Regions from separate parts of the Homo sapiens genome. Here region 1 is linked to region 2. Evidence: chromatin contacts called from ENCODE Hi-C data. All regions are on one chromosome and are shown on one strand. Each heading gives the region's core, a stretch centred on a gene start or an enhancer-like site at or near the end of the contact. The rest is flanking DNA. Distances are from core to core; before and after follow the strand shown. Region 1 has its middle 320 kb from the start of ADGRL2. Region 2 has its middle 390 kb from the start of ADGRL2.

Region 1 (6,361 bases), core at 1,696-4,195, 64 kb before region 2:
TTTTGCGGAATTATCTCCTTATTGATAGTTTATGGGGCTTCTTAGTTTAGAAATCTCAATTAGCTCCTCCATTACTTTCACAAACAATTTCTAGTATCTATGGTTATTTTTATTATGTTTAAAAGGATTGTTACTAGACACTGATGGAAATCATGGAAAAACACTGAACAACAATTTTTATTGTTATCCAATGTTCAAATTAAATTTCTTTAATTTGTATTTATTTTCAACTCCAATGAGTAGTTTTATTGATAACGACTAATTTTAACAAATAAATGACATAAATGCTGAAATATACTTATGATCTAACCCTTAAAGGATACAGACGTTCAGGAGAATTTCTTCATAACTGTAAGATTTAAGTTGATAAAATTGTCACAACAAGTAATATTTAAATTATTTTAACACAGCATATATGGTTGAATGTGGGTGCTGAGTGGGGTAAATTCCTGTACTAGATGACCTTGCCTTTTTGCACTTCAGTTTCCTTATCTGGAAAACAGGTTTAATGAAAACTAGACATCAGATAACTCATTGTTAGGATACAATGAGTTTTCAAAAACCACTTAGTCGTTATATAAGTGAATGCTAGCTCATATGAAAATAAATATTTGTCTATTATGACTATAAATCAGTAAATTTTTAAAATGTATACTTCCTTTCCCTAATATGGTCAGCTATATCTTGTATAATTTAAAAAATATTTTCCATCTTTCTTATACAGAGAAAGAAAGGGTGGGCTTATGCTATATGTTCTGAAATTAAAACTTATAATGTGAAATATTACTCTGCTTCAGGACGAACTGTCAAAATAAACATCATATAGTTCTTAACTGACCAACTAAGAATATTTCAGTTTCATCTGGTAATGCTAGACTAGGCATCTATATTTTTGGTATAAAGAAGAAATGAAGGTAACTATTATTTACTGTGCTAAATACTTGACTTTTTACCTTATCTAGCTGTAGTAATAGTCATATGAGTTCAGTATGATTTTGTCTATTATAAATGATAAAACCAGTCTCTGAAAAGTTCATCCACCAGGCCAAGGAAAATGGTAATAATGCTGGAAACGAATGCCTAAAGCCTCCTAGTTGCCCTTGTTTCTTGTTTCTTAGGAGGAAGATTCTGGTTGAAGAATCTTTAGCTGGTTTCCAGCCTTGTGCTGTATAACAGAGACTAGGCTTGAGACCTCCCTCTTCTATCATCAGCTATGTGACACCAGCCCATGACTTAATTTGTCTGAAATTAAGTTTCCTTACCTACAAAAAATCAGAATTTTCATGAAAACTATATTAGATAATGTCCATAAAACTTCGGTTGCAACTTAAGGTATCATTTTGACTTAAAATGTTACTAATAAAAGTGTGATTTTGAGTTAAGAGAACAAATGAAGACATCTAAATTAGGAAACCCCATAAACTATCAATAAGGAAATAATTCCACAAAATTTAAGCTTTAGAAACAAGACTTTCCTGGTTAAATTCGCTCAGATGTAAAATCACATGGGAAATGTTTCCTCCACTGGGGTTATTTGTTAGTTCCAGAAAGAGAGAAAGAGAAAGGAATTAGAAGGATGCAATAATCAACATTCTTTTTAGTACTGTAGTCATCCATTTGAGGTTGTTTTCCCTGTCTCTCGTAAGGTTGCTGAGAATACTATATAAAAAGGAAGTAATTTTAATTTCAGTTTTTCATTCCTTATCTCCAAAATGTGGGTATCTGATGCCTACAGAGTATCTAAAGGCGTTTAAGAAGAAATTTCTTTTTTTTTATTTTTCAGACGGAGTCTCACTCTGTTGTACTCTGGAGTGCAATGGCGCGATCTTGGCTCACTGTAACCTCTGCATCCTGGGTTCAAGTGATTCTCCTGCCTCAGCCTCCCGAGCAGCTGGGATTACAGGTGCCCGCCACCACACCCAGCTAATTTTTTTTTTTTTTTGTATTTTTAGTAGAGACAGGGTTTTGCCATGTTAGCCAAGCTGGTCTCAAATTCCTGACCTGAGGTGATCCACCCATCTCGGCCTCCCAAAGTGCTGGGATTACAGGCATGAGCCACCACACCCAGCCTATAAGAAGAAATTTTTTAAAAAAGAAAAAAATATTTTAATCAAGTTTGCCAATCTTGGGGACAAAAACCAAGAGATATACAAATTGGTTACAAAATACATTAACAGACATTATTTTTACACAATACTTTCAAACACAATATATAATAAGATGTTTTATAAAGAAATGAGTTAAATACTGATGGTGCAATAACTGTATGGAAAAACAGAAGATCATTAAGCTTTCACTTGTAGCTCACTGTGCAGTCTTGGATATTAGCACCCTGAGTTATTGAGAAATAACTGCAATGAAACAGAATGCATCTAGTAAGCATCTCATTTTTTGTTCCATTGAAACAAGAAAAAAAAAACTCAAATAAATGCATGCAGATGCCAGTATTTTTCTCATAACTTACACTGATCAACAAGCATCACCAAAAATGCTAAAAGCAATCAGCACAAACTCTGAACCACAGAGAAATCGTGAGGCAGTGTAGCGACTTCCTTAATGTGAATAGCATTAAGAAGAATCTGAACACTGCCACTATTAATAAGACGACTACAAATTGTAGCCGATCAAACCAGAAGGAGCCTTGAATGTATTTGCTGGGAATTGCTTAAGGCTTAAACACCAGCGACTTGAAACAAACTGTTCTTATCACCTTTTTCCAAACAGAGATTTAAATTTACAATGAAAGTGCCAGCACCAGCTGCACTTAAAGCAAGCACCACATGTCTCGATAAGCTCCAAGAAAATGGAATGGAGCCCAGTTCAAGCTGGAGGTGTCGTCTAGCTGTAGCCAGCTGGGTGACACCAAACTGAAAGTGATGAGGTGCTAATTAAAGTGGATGAACAGAGTCTCATTGTAGGCACCTGCCAGTGGCCTCTGCAGAATCATCTAGAGCCCTGGGCATATCGCCCAGCCTGTACGGCCACAGGAACCGAGCATGGATTCCTGCATCTCTTATCTGATACCTCACCTCTCCGATGTTCCCACTGTAGTTTTAGTTGGAGATAATGACTCCTCCTGCCCCTTGCTCCTATTTACCGACTCCCCCAAGGAATAATTATCGCAGGATGCAAACTGTTGAGCACAGACTCTTTCTGAAAGCAGTATTTTTTTTTAAAGACAATACATTAAAGTGTATGTTTAAAGAAAACCCCCAAAAATAAACAATGCAAAAAAATTACTCTCAAATATACAAAAAATGCTCTCTTCAGTTTTGGAACACAGTGTGCCATTTGTTCCGTTCACACTTTTCTCCCCTCTTCCTTCCTGAGCCACACAAGATGACGCTGCAGCCAGAATGACATCGTAGTGATGGATCATTCAAAAATGTTTGCAGCAGCTGTGGTAGCTGCTTTTCAAAACAGAGAACACAACACGACCTGAAGCAGCTGAATCACTAAAATAAAAAACACTTTCTTCTTATTTAAAATTCTAGCTTTTCGTTACCAAAGTTTTCATGACTTTAGACTGTTTAATACAAAAATATATTGATTCTCTAACATGCAGTATATTTACTAAATGGCTGCATGCATCTGTTTTGTTCTTTACAGGATTAATAAACTAACTACTGAAGAGCTATCCTACAAACTGCAGGAGTGCCAGGGCATATTGTGAACTTTAGGAGTCTGTGTAGTCTACATTTTCTCATTATCCAAAAGATCCTTTTGCAACTGTCCTGTGTTGGAAGCCGTCACTTTGCCAGGAAACTTGTTTCTTTGCTGTGTCTCTTAAGAAGTTATTTGATAAAATGACAGAAATCTATATTCATGTAATTTCTCTTCACTGCTCCAGCCCTGTTTTCTGTAGAAACAGAATGAATCCACATTTCCTTATTTATTTATACATGTTTTCTTCAGGTTGGCATGAAAATATTATTGGCTGTCAGGATAGTCAGGTGTTAGGAGTAATTCTGGCTTTACGATATGACAGCCTATTGGCCTTTTGGGCAAGTTACTTAACCTCTTATTGTCTCCATTTCCTCATCTGTAAAATGGGTATAATAATCCATCTTGGAGGGCTGGTGTGCCTATTATGTGATATGACACATGTAAACCATAGCACAGTGCATGGTGGGTACATAGTATTGGTTCCAGGGTGGGTTAGTGGCAATGGTCAACCAATCTGAGGAACAGAACGAAAAGTAGTTCTGTGAACAGAGAGGATAAGTTTTATTTGGGCAAGTTGAAATGAGCTATGTGTGGGACATCCATGGATATTTCCACAGGGCAGCTGAAATGCAAAACCAGTAATATTTAGGGTACCTGGACTAGGCAGGTAAATGTGGGTGATTTAAAAATACAGTTTAATCGATGGATGTTGATAAAATTTCTAAGATAAGCATTTGGAATGGCGAATCTGAGGACAGAATCTGAGAGGATATCTATAGTCAATGAAGGAGAAGCCAGAATGAGAAAAAGGTAGAATGACTGCAGAAAAAACACAGGATATCACAGGTTAAACTGCACAATGTTATCTGAAAGAAGGTGTAATGGGACATGTTTAATGATGTACTAGAAATTGGACACTTAGGAATCCTTTAAATAGCAACTTTGCGAGATTTCTATGGAATCCATTGAAAAGAATTGACAGGAAAATGGGAGAAGGAAAATGGAAGGTAAGCAGGCACAACGTTTCAATAAATTTGTGTAGAAAGAGAAGAGAAGAAGGATCTGGGCTTGAGGTGAAAAAGCACAGGTGGAGGAGGTGTTCACTTTGGAAAGGAGAAGGGACATTGTTTCTTTGGTAAATATAATCCATCTTTTTCTCTTCTTCTTGAGCACTAGGATAATATTTGGCTCATACCCAGTTTCTGATACATTTCCTACTCCTCACAATTTTTGCTGCTTTACTTAGATATTTTTGCAGCTTTACTTAGACTACCTCACCAATCATATTGTCAAGTTCTCTCAGTATTTTAAGGTATAATAGTGGAGACCTAAAGGATGTGATCTAATCAAAAGATTGTACTTTCTTCCTTCCTTGTTTCATTCTTTTTTGCTTTCCCTTTCTTTCCTTTTTTTCTTTTTCTTTCTCTCTCTGTCACTTATGCTCTTTCTCTTTCTTTCTTTTTTTCCTACCCATATATTTAAGTGTCTAGTGTGAAGGCTTTTCTCTTCAGTGGAAAATATAAATTCAGACGTAGGTTCCTCAATGTTGACGTAGCTGGGATTCCCTGACACCTATGGAAGCACTGCTTCCTCTGAACACTCACTGGTTTTCTTGTAGCAGAGAACTTTCCCTTCTGGCATAGAAATGGAAATACAAGGCACTTATGCCCTATTCCTGCTACTTGCCCCCGTGGCAGAGATAACTAACTACTCATGACAGCTTTCCTACACAGATTGTAATAGCCTCACAATTTTTCTGAACATCCTCCTCCAGGAAGGGCACTATTAACCCAAGTTGACACTTGAGTTGTCAGCAATTTGATATCCCTACTCTTTGTGTCTTTTCTGTCATCTACTTGTCCCAGTCTTTATCACTTACAGTTTTTCTTGTCTTTTGTACTTCTCTGTCCATCTCCTCCCCCCAAATAATCCTTTTAGTATGAGAGATCTTTGCTTTTCTCTTTAGGAAAGATGAACCCATTTACAAAATTATTAAAGGTTTTAGCATTCTTTTTCCCTCATCCATCAAATGACGGCACATCTTAGGCTAACATTGGTCAAATTGTAACATAGTAAAATAGGTATTCCTAATTCTTTTTCACAAATTATTCTAAAATCTGCATAAATGCTTTAAAAATCTTTTGAGAAAGAGCTCACCTATGTCACCTAAAGGCTAGTAGATACCTTTGAGCAAAGATGTCAGACAGCAGAGAAAGAGGAAGAGTTGTCAAGACGTAAACAATAGTAATAAAAACTGAGATGGTACTCAGGGGAGTAGCTGATTATGCATGCATCTTTTTAGCTAAGTTCACATACTCAGATAAAATAATCACCACCATCCTATATTTTGAAAGGCAGTAATGACTTATGCCCATGAGTGTCATTTTCAGAAAGTGTTTAGATACAAGTTTTCTTTAAAAAAACAAAACTAGATGTTTAGCATTGTGTTTTATCCTTATTGTTGATTTTGAGGTGCAACAATTGATGTCAATGAGCTCTAGGAAACCAAGGAAATAGAAGGCTAAAGACTTGGGGGGCCTAAGGAACGAATTGTGATGACTCTGACTGCTTTTAGGCCCTGGGTTCCTAGCGCAGTTGTCACATACCACCTATCAAAATGTTTTCTTAGAAAAGGTTAGGAACTATACTGGTGGCAGCATAAATCTTTGCCAGAGTTATGATCTTTCTCACTGTT
Region 2 (5,806 bases), core at 555-3,054:
AAGTCTCTGTTAATGTAAGAGGTAGAGATGAATGTGCTGGCCATTAAATTTTGTGTTTTTTCTTTTCTTTTCTTTTCTTTTTTTTTTTGCAAGAAGGTTGTTCAGGGTATATACAGTACAGTTTCTATATTTAAAAAAAGAAATATGGGGGATAAATATATTGCACTTTAAAGATCAAGAATGTAACTGTTTTCACCCTTACAAATTTGCTGAAAGTAACATTACTTCTGTTTTAGCAATAAGGAAAAGGAGACCGGCCAGGCACAGTGGCTCACGCCTGTAATCCCAGCACTTTGGGAGGCCGAGGTGGGCGGATCGTGAGGTCACAAGATCGAGACCATCCTGGCTAACATGGTGAAACCCTGTTACTAAAGGTCTCTACTAAAAATACAAAAAATTAGCCTGGCATGGTGGCGGGCGCCTGTAGTCCCAGCTACTCGGGAGGCTGAGGCAGGAGAATGGCATGAACCCGGGAGGCCGAGCTTGCAGTGAGCTGAGATCGCACCACTGTACTCCAGCCTGGGCGACAGAGCAAGACTCCGTCTCAAAAAAAAAAAAAAAGGAAAAGGAGATACTGTTCTTCAAATGTTTATTCATGTATTCATCCATTCAGCAGGTGTTTATTGATTTCCTAGTATGTGCAGGAATGCTGCCTCTATTAGTATTTCAGGACTAGCCCAGAAGGAAACATTCTCCTTTTTATCGCAGATGGTCACCCACTGAAGTCAGATGCTCTGATTTGGGTCATACTCGCAGGGAGTATTTGTAAGCCAAAGACATTAGCATTTACAGCTAATTCTTACTTTGTTGAACCGAGCTGTCCAAACTTAAAAGCATGTACTCAACTCTTTACCAACCATCATTATGAACTGCAGTGGTATCTCCCTTTCCTCTTATCGTATCTTTTTTTAGGGACCCCTCTCTTCCCCACTATTATTAAACTGGGTGTGTCTACATCCTGCTTCTTTTGTAATAATCTTTTGAACTTCTTTAATAAATTAATGGACTAGTCTGTAACTACTGAGGCCACTATTGAGTAATTTTAACAAAGACACACACACACTGGTGTTTCTTAATTAAGAATGTGGTGAGTAGATAAGGGTATTTGGCAGTAGTTGACATCAGCAAGTCATTCAAAATTCTTCCGTGATACTACTAATTTGTTTATAATAGCCTTTTAATTGCAACATATAAACAAAGACAAATGTGGGTTGGATTCTATGTAAAAAGTGTCAATCTTGTCTTTTCTGCTTAAAAGAGTTATAATTTCCACTTCTGGTGCAGTTGAAATAAGGAATAAAAGCTATATCCCTTGTGTTTGGTTGACAAGCTTTTAATGTTCAGGTTCCTTTTCTGAAAGGTGGCCTTTCTTTACACAACGTCTGTTGTCAGTTGGTAGCATTGTGTAGTCTAGGAGAAATCACAGAGATGCAGGTGTCTTATGAATAACCAGATGGGAAACGGAAGATGATCAAACTTCTTCCTAGACCCTATGAGTCAAACAGGAATGACAAAAGATTTTCCTTTGCAACTGGGAGGAGAGTGAAATCGAATTATAAAAAGTCTTGTATACAAATGACAATAATGCCTAACATAAGCCTCCTCCTTAAAGACAGGAAATCTGTTTTCTAAAGCTTTTCCCATCACCAAAATACAGCCAGAGTCTGCTATGAGACTCAGCAGCTGTTAAACAGTGCCAGAAACACTGATGAACGTCCAAGACATTTCCTTCAAGCAAAGTAATATCCTCCAAAGAGCACGTTCGGAGATCGTTCACATGGACTCAGAGGGGAGAGCGCCACCTATCGTATCACGGCGGCAGTGTCCAGGGCACCTGGCCATCCTTCCAGCCTCCCTTGCACCACCCACCAGCACATCCTGTTCTGCCCCAGAGAGCTGCTGATAGTAATGTTCTGAGATGGTCTGAAGTTCACCTAAGTGTGCTCATATCACGCTCTATAATGTGAGGAAAACACACGAATTTAAATCAGTTTTTAAAACAACCAGGCCTCTCTTCTCATTTACTAGAATGGAAAAAATTCACTTTTATTACCTCGAAGATGCCAAACAGTGCCATTTTATTACTGTGGGAAGCTGGAAGTCATTTCCGAACCCTTTTGGCAAGGGTGCTATGTAGAGCATCCAGTTCAGTCCTTTAAGTGTCTTCTGAGAACCACCACACAGACTGTGATTTACTGTCTTCAGGAGTTAAAGGGACCCTTTCTACCCTGAAACTGAAGAAAGAAAGGTGAAGTGTGTTTACCAAGCATCCCAATGAGACTTGCAAGAATATGATACAGCACAGAGTGGGGAGCCAGAGGTAAAGAATGCTTTGGTAACCCACGTTTTTCAGCATCTACTTTTGCATTGCTTTAAATGATTATGTTGGCAGCCTTTAGCAGTTGTGATGATTTTTGTATTTGATCAATTGGTCTTTAGGCGACTTTCACAGATATCTACACAGAGTGGCAATAGGACTCCTTTTCCCCTTCCTCTTTGATGTTTGCATCTTAAATAGATTTTTGGTACACTTCCACAGTAAATGCAGTGTCAGAGGGTAAATATATATGTGTATGTGTATGTGTGTATATACAGAGATAGATAACATACCACTGTGAAAAACAATTACATAGTCTATCACATAAAAAATGAGAAGCTGTCTGATAGTGTAAAAGGAAATCTAATAAACTCTTTTTCTTGACAAAAATCAGTGAACTACTGACCTCAAGTAGAAAGACCAATCTTTATTTGCCTTTATATTTTTAAACCCTGATAAGTAGTCATCCAAAACAACTCTCGAACGAGGACATGACATTTTTTTCTTGTAAACAACCTCACATCTTTCATGGAGCAATGTCTCTAGCAATTACATTCTTAATAGAATATTGTATTTATAAGCTATATCATAAGGGCATCCGTAATGGTAGCCTACAGTTTCCATGTCTTTTTTTTTTAAGTGAAATTAATGTTTTCTTACGATACTTTGGTTATTAATGACAAAAACATTTTTTTTCCTGCTCTGCCTGGTGAGTAAATACAACACAATACTTGGAGTGGATGAATTTATTACAATATTGGAAATATTATTTGGTCTGTTTCTTTTTGGGGCCAGGATGATATATCTGTTCTGAAGTAGAGGATTCACACTTGACGGTAGGCTTAGGAATTTATGCTGCTTTCATTGCTAAATCTAGCAGGGGTTCTAGAAGCCAAACCTTCAAGTAGCGCCTGATAGGCAAACGGCTGAGGTGGGTGGAGGGCTACATCCAGGGAGTCAGGAATGCAGTGCATTCCTGGTAATTCGAAGGTAATTAGAGGAATAAAAGTCCCCTTTACTTAAGAGGAGTGAAATCAAGCCAAAAACTTTGATATATGCATAACAAAAAAGTAGAGAAAACATCCAAGAACAAATTTATCACCAGCTGACTGAGTCATCATTAATGGCCATTAAAATAAAACAATAGAAAAAAGAATAGTAATTAAAGATAAGGTAGAAAAATGACTGAATTTTTTTTCAAAGTTCCTCTTTTTAGAAATACACCCAGGAAGCTCTGTCTATTTAAAACTGGCACACACATTGGACTGACTCATATGTTTCCTATGTGTATGTCACTTATTCTTTTATATTTCCATCCATCCATGTATTCATCCATCAATAAATCTATACATCCTTCACCCAATTATCCATCTATTGCAACCAAGTATTTATCAATTATTTTCTTCTTTCATCCTCTTGTAAATCCAACGTGTTTTAGGTGGCTGCTACATAACAAGTAATATTACTAGTGATAGAAAGACATAGAAGATGGAGTCTCTTCCCCCAGCGAGCTTAGAGTCCAAGTGGAGAGAAAGTTAAATATATCATTACTACACTATGTGATACATGACATGATAGCACTACACTATGAAGATAGAAAGGCTTCTAAGTTAGAGAGGTGGATCTGGGGAAGCTAACATTAAAGTTGAACTGTAAGAGAAGATGGTGAAGAGGAAAGATAATTCTAGACAAAAAGCATGGTATATGCAGTGTGTCCTTAATTATTGGTATTCATTTATATTCACAAAATCATTTAACAAAACTCCACTCCTTAAAACATAACATGATATAATGATTCAATTAATAATGACTTGTGGAGGCAATAAAGCTTGGTGGTTACATGCACTGCCTTTGGAACCAGATTTCCTGGGCTTGAATCCTGGCTCTTATTCTGTCTACCTGTTAACCTAAGGGAAATTACTCAACTTTTCTCTGCATCAGTTTCCCTTTCTTCAACCGGGGATAGTAACTGTATATCTTATAGTGAGTATTATGTGAATTTATGCATGAAAAACTTATGTATATTTGGTAGAAATAATTTCTCAATACATATTAAGTAGGATAGTATTTTTCCCTTGGTTAAAATGATCTTACTGATGATCCTTTTTGAAGAGATGTCTAAGAGCTATCAGAATCTGAGACTTACTACATTCAGAAACCAAACCAAAGAGGATTCACCTTTCTTAAAACTTTTTTTTTTTTTTTTTTAAGACGGAGTCTCGCTTTGTTGCCCAGGCTGGAGTGCAGTGGCGCGATCTCAGCTCACTGCAAGCTCCTCCTCCCGGGTTCACGCCATTCTCCTGCCTCAGCTTCCCGAGTAGCTGGGACTACAGGCGCCCGCCACTGTGCCCAGCTAATTGTTTGTATTTCTAGTAGAGATGGGGTTTCACCGTGGTCTCGATCTCCTGACCTTGTGATCCGCCCACCTCAGCCTCCCAAAGTGCTGGGATTACAGGCGTGAGCCACCGCTCCTGGCCCTTTCTTAAAACTTTAAAACTATTTCCAGTAGTGAGGAAAACCTCTAGAAATTCACTCAGATTCCTGAGTTCAAATTCTGTCTTTGCTACCTTCTAACTTTGAGGTCATTAGCAAGTTGCTTAATGCCTGTGCCTCAGTTTCTCATCACAAATGCAGATGCTAACGACACCAATATCTCCCTCATGGGGCTGCTGGAAGGATTAAATGGGATGATGTGTGAATGTGACTGGCATCACCCAAAGGTTTGTTTCATCATCCAATAAAGAAAAAACCTCCTTTAAATTGTTATAATGGCTAATCTAAGGCTTGTGAAAAATATCTTTCCCAAAATACTTTCTATAGTTTGAGAGATGACATATAAATATTCTCATCTGCATTCGCCAACTCTGGAAAACACTCCTGAATGTTATTGCTGACTTTCATACGCTGCCTTTGCATCTTTGCCAGAACTTGCTCTGGGTTGCAGCTATTCATAGAATGCCCTTGGATAATGTGATAGGTTGAATTTGAATTACTCCTCCAATCATTTTGGAGCCAGTAATAGTGGCAACTAAAATGGTCATCTGGAGAAGGAACTAAGTATAGACATTTTCCGATACAATCTCTTTCTATTTTTTGTCCTTAAAATACAGGAAGATAATATGCTGTTTGAGTGAGTAAGCATTAAACATGCTAACATAAAATTAATTTTCTGTGTACACTTAATATACGCTTTAAAAGACCACTAATCTCAGATGGAATACACATACAAAGTGACTTTTAAAAACTCATAATTTATAGCAAACAGATATTGCACTAGAGCTTTTCTCTTTTCCTGGAATTATTTTTAATTGCAATTGTTTTAGGGCTGAGCACCGAACCCATCAGAGCTCTATGTACAGATTGGCTTTAAATAAATTCAACATATCATGTGCTAATACTATACAAATCTTTGTTCTCTCAAACATCTCTGCTTTTCTCCCACATATCAATTACCTAATACTGTTACAGCTAAGGCCAGGGCTTGTCAGT

The links. A loop is a pair of places that touch in the nucleus more often than their neighbours do. Pooled maps may share reads with other maps.
Region 1: a loop to region 2 is called in a map of heart left ventricle, with 4 times the contacts of the local background. The contact joins two enhancer-like sites. A Hi-C loop is called at or near these places in 5 of 168 maps with a recorded cell type or tissue (endothelial cell of umbilical vein, gastrocnemius medialis, heart left ventricle and 1 more) and 5 of 50 pooled maps.

Annotation. Positions count from the first base shown.
Region 1 is chr1:81,474,900-81,481,260 of GRCh38, reverse strand. It overlaps a transcript of ADGRL2 not described here. Among named protein-coding and RNA genes, the nearest start is that of ADGRL2, 320 kb to the left of the region's middle. Within about 2 kb of position 2,945, at least 3 of the 41 ENCODE cell types and tissues checked have a DNase peak (open chromatin) inside an H3K27ac peak, as active enhancers do.
Region 2 is chr1:81,410,599-81,416,404 of GRCh38, reverse strand. It overlaps a transcript of ADGRL2 not described here. Among named protein-coding and RNA genes, the nearest start is that of ADGRL2, 390 kb to the left of the region's middle. RefSeq lists an enhancer at 1,627-1,921. Within about 2 kb of position 1,804, at least 4 of the 41 ENCODE cell types and tissues checked have a DNase peak (open chromatin) inside an H3K27ac peak, as active enhancers do.